2 separate regions of the Mus musculus genome follow, and region 2 is linked to region 1. Evidence: chromatin loops called from intact Hi-C (ENCODE). Cell type or tissue: left cerebral cortex. All regions are shown on one strand.

What was found. Peaks named below come from ENCODE experiments on the same cell type or tissue, not always from the same donor. Only the 100,000 strongest peaks of a DNase experiment are listed, where the experiment ranks them.
Region 2: it touches region 1 in a loop (10-fold over the local background); 8 of 42 quality-filtered maps call a loop at or near these places.

The regions. Positions count from the first base shown.
Region 1 is chr16:82,520,331-82,522,830 of GRCm38, forward strand. No RefSeq gene overlaps it. Among named protein-coding and RNA genes, the nearest start is that of Gm23355, 22 kb to the right of the region's middle. In left cerebral cortex, a CTCF peak has its summit at 1,452 (motif pointing left); a DNase peak (open chromatin) is centred at 1,459.
Region 2 is chr16:81,201,187-81,203,686 of GRCm38, forward strand. The region is part of intron 1 of Ncam2 (neural cell adhesion molecule 2); the gene reads left to right. Among named protein-coding and RNA genes, the nearest start is that of Ncam2, 1.7 kb to the left of the region's middle. In left cerebral cortex, CTCF peaks have their summits at 978 (motif pointing right) and 1,763; DNase peaks (open chromatin) are centred at 526, 1,000, 1,479 and 1,739; H3K4me3 peaks cover 2,500 bases; H3K27ac peaks cover 2,500 bases.

The DNA of each region.
Region 1 (2,500 bases):
TCTTAAAATTGTTACTATTCCCATGAAACACATGTGATTGACAATGACTGTAGACTCACAGTAGAGAAAGAGAGACATGGAAGTCTTCTGTAACACCACCCAACCCCACCCTAAACAAACAACCTACACAGGATTAGATTCTTAAGTGTAGCTTTGCATGATAGATGTGGCTGCTGCCACAGGTGGGCATAAGGGAGGTCTCACTTTACTTGAAGAGGTTGGACATCTCTAGTTTGACCATCCTCCACTGACTATATGGACAACGCAAAGTGGACCTGGTTTTCTTTGGGGGTGGTGGGTGTTGGCAGTAGGTTGAGGGGCCAGACCTGAGAGGACTTGGAAGTAAGGGTAACCAAGGTATATTATATGATATTCCAAAATAATCAATAAAAATATTAAAATCAATTATGATTATTTTTCTTCAAATATCTTAATAATGAAGATTTATATTTTATGCAAAAGATAGAAAATAAGTGTCAAGGTCTTAGCATCATGAATAATTATGGTATGAAAATCTTTATAATTAAACTGTGGCACATTTTTGGTTTTCGGAATGCATATTCCCAGTGCACTAGGAATCAAGCCAAGGCCTTGACTACTGCAGTGCATCTAAGCAATGCAGCCATTACCTGGAACCCTGGAGCATTTCAGAATATTTTAATAAAATAAATCTCCAAACAGACTTTTTAAACTTCAAAACTTCTAAAGTGACAAGTTAAAAAAATCAAATTGGTTGTGTACTCTTATAATTTATAATATGTAAATTATAAACTTTTCTTGAATGATATACCCAGCAGTTTGAAAAGGTAGAGATGGAACAAGGTGTAAAAAGCATTTGATATTTGTTTGATTACTGAATACAGCATCCAATTAATCTCTTTTTTACAGAGAGTGTTTGGGGAATGAACTAAAGAAAAGAACTAATTGTTCAATGACTTTTTATATAAAATACTGTTTATGAGTTTACTTTTCTGCTTCCCTGTGAATTTTTATTTCAAAATATAATATTAACAACAACATGTATACAATCAAACAAATCTATTCTTAGCTTGTATTAGGTTGAAGATGGTTTTTCTAGAGTATAAACAGTTAATGTGTAAAATATACATGAGACAAAGTAGAAAATATTTTAATATGTTATGATAAAAACTGTCATATTTTTATGTCAAGAATTTACCATGTGTACATTTTTAAGCACTAAAATATCTAAAAATGTGAGACTGCATCAGTAATTGTTCTTATAATATTCACAATAAGGATGCATAAAATATAAATTTTTAAAATGACAAAAATAAACATACATTGCACAGTAAAGTAATACACATTTAACACTGTTCTAAATTTGTTTTTCAAGTAAACTAGCAGCATTCTTCAAAATAAATATTTAAGAAAATGATTTAAAATTAAGTATATTCTGTAAAATAAGAAAGGACATACTACCACCTAGTGGATGTGTTGTTTGCTCAAGGGTGGTATTTTCTCATTTAAAGCCCAAAACATGTACATTGAGGAATGCTGAAGACAAAAAATAGTTTAGAATTAAACATGTTCAGTTCAGTTGAGTAAGTACTTGATTGTGTCAATTAATTATTAATAAAATGTTCTTAGACATTTAATATGTCATTATTTTAAACACTTTTATTATAGGGAAATGGATAAATTTGACTGTATAGAAGATAACATGTCAACTTCTTCCCTTACTCCAAGGATACAAAATTAAACTTTGAAAATAGTAGATTGCATTTTCTATTACCTGGAGGAAATACATTTATATTTTCATGTTTTAACATACATGGAAGGAAATGCTACAGTAATCATAATTACTATTAAACTAGATATTTAAACTATCACAAATCCCCTAAAGGAAAAGATTTGAAGAGCTTCCAGGAGTACATGTATTAAAACAAAAAATTCAAGTAGAAAAATATTTCTGAAAATCAATTTATAGCATTGTTCTGGGTATAAGCTAACTTGACTCAAGCTTGGGTCTTCAGGGAAGAAGTAATCTTGAAGAAGGAAATATACCCATAGGATTAGGCTTTTGCTCTCTGTGGGTTGCGTCATTTCTAGGCACATAGTTTTGAGTTCTAAAACAAAGCAAATTGGGCAAGCCACAAGCATGACCATAAGCAGTTAATTTCCATGGCCTTGTCTATAGTTCCTGCCTTGATATTCTTGCTTTGAGTTCCTGCATTGACTGACCTCTTTTTATTATGGAAGACGTTAGGGACATGTACACAGAAATAAGCCATTTCCTGTCTTTTGGACACGGTGTTTTATCACAATAAAAGAAACTCAACTAACATAGTAGTAATTATTAATATTTTTCTCTGTGTTCTCTTCCGCTTTCATTGAGTATTCTTGCATAATTATACATTTCAGTTTGTTAATGTTATAGGGTATAAAGTTAAATAATTTTAGTATATAGCATATTTTCAAAGTTTATAAATTGTAGTTTATATGTGCTATTTGTAGAATAATTTTACTCTTAATAAAATAT
Region 2 (2,500 bases), 1.3 Mb before region 1:
TTGGAGATAAGCATCGTCGGTGTGAAAGAGATCATGGGAGGGAAAATTGCTCCAGCTTCTGGGATTTTTTTTTTTTTTTTTTTTTTTTGGCTTATTCTCTCTTATTACCCGAAATTGGATGAGTGTGTTGGTGTGTATTCACAGTTAAATATCTGAGGTTGCGGAAGGGAAGGGCATGGTGATGTTTTACAGAAGAGGCAAAAACTACCAGCATTAAAGTCGTTTATCAAAAATCTCTGTGGTGTGCAAGAAATTCAATTCTTAGAGATTCTTTTCTTCTTTCCCAACACCAGTTTTTTTTTTTTTTGGGGGGTGGTGGGTGGGCTGTGAAGTGAACGTTTGATGGCTTATTTATGTTGGAAACTAACAGGGGCCATAGATGCTGTAAAACAGCAAATGGCTAAAACTAGGGTTGTGTTGCAGGCGTTCATTGTGACCCCCCCTCCTTTGAATATAGCATAATCTGAACACGATCTATCATTCGATTTGAATTGCACCTGTAAGGGATTTGGAAGGTTGGGGAGCACTGGGAGTACTGGGGAGCTTTTTATTTATTTATTTTTTAATTTGGGTGGGGGAGAGAGAGAAAAAACGTGTTAGAATAGCCCTAGGGACAATTGGTTGAAGCAATCTTTGCTAATCTGTATATAGATGATAGGCATTATGAATTTATCATTCTGCCTTCCATAGTCTACGTTCACATAAAATATATTCACAATCATTTGAAACGTTTTGAACTGTCCAGACAAGTTTGGACATTTAATTGGGGGGAGACAAAATACCAAAATATGCACTGGTGGAAGTCTTAAAGGCAAAGGTAATATCCATAATTCTCCTATTACATGAAAGTGCAGGAATGCCATATTATTTGTGCGGCATTTTCTATGAAATTAATAAAATGCAAGATAAGTTAAAATATGTTCTCTAGATCCAATTCTAAGCATTTTTCCCCACCGCTTCTGCGTTGCTCATGTGCTCCAGCAGGGGGTGGTATAACTCCATTTTAAGCAAGAAATGCTTGTTTCTGCTCTTGCACCCACTGTCCTTCTATCATCCCTCAGTAGGGCTTGGCATTTTGGATGTAAAGACTTCCTTTCTCTGTCTTTCTCTGAAACTACAGTGAAATGATGAACCACGATTGGATGTAGATTTTTATGTTCTGAAGTACAAATTCACATGCTAGATATTGCTCTCATTTATAAAGTGCCTCTTTCTGCCATCCTAACAGAGGATGGGTAATATTTCAGTCTCAGAAAAAATTGCAGATAGATCCATCGGAAGCTCATATTAGTCTTGTTCATTAATCCAGTCACCTCTCTTGCAAAGATCAGCATACACTTGTTCACTACAAGATACAGAGCTGTCATTTTGTGGGTGGGTTGGGTTGGTAGTTGTGTTTAACTGTTCATTTGTAACATGGAGAGGCAGTTCTGAATTCAAACAAGGCAGTCTGAAAAATCTAACTTAGATGCAATTGCAATTAGGAGAGTGTAGTGTGAAGTAATATGGGGGCAAGTTTGTGCCGATTGATGCGCTGTCTGGAGGAAATCATCCCAGTTGTAGAGTCTGTGCATTTATCATCGCTGATGCCAAGTGTGCTGGAATTCAGGGAAAGGGGAGAGGTTGGAATGCTTAAGTAGCTAGGCATAAACAGTGCACAAAGGCAGATACACTTTGGGTCTCTAGATGTAGCCTGTATTTGAAATTGTGATTTAGCTGATTTATAATCAGCACGCAGGGTGGTTAGAGAGGAGAACTGTGGCAAGGAAGCCTGCCTGCAGGGGAACCCATATTCCTCGTCAATGAAACAGGACAGACGGATGGCATCTTTGTAAAGAAGATCTCTCTGTCTCGTGCAGTGGCATGCCATGCAGACACCCTTAGTGGAGTATCCGGGGGAACCAGCTTTTCTGTGAACAAGCATGTAGTATCGCTGTGCCATGTGCTGTAAGGAAGTCAAAGACGCCTGGAAACAGAAATCCTTATCCAGGAGTCTAAATTTCTCTAGGCTGCTGTTTTCTTCTCTAATTACGGGTGCAGCCGCAAGTATCAGACACACCATTGGGAGCTATTTTTTTTTTCTCTTTTTTTAATGAACCATGTGTAACTTGCATTTCTGTTTGTTCTTTTTTTCTTTTCTTTCTTTCTTTCTTTCTTTCTTTCTTTTTTTTTTTTTTTTTTTTTTTTTGATGGAGCCATGAAAACCTACAAGACAGTGACCCTCAGGTTTGCCTTGGAAATACTAAAAGCTCAAATGGCTGATTTACGTTTCCAACAATATACTTGCAGGGGATTTTATGAAGCATGATTGAAGCTATTGCTTGAGAAAGTGGTGTGCAGTTTGACTGGGGAAAGACAACGATGATGTATTCCCTTTTAAGTAGTCAAAACGTTTTGAACCACAACAGTAGAATGGAAGAAAATGGCTCAAGTGAAAAAAAAAAAACTAACTTAAGTGGATGCCAATCCCATAATTAGCTAACAAGACCTATTAACTTCA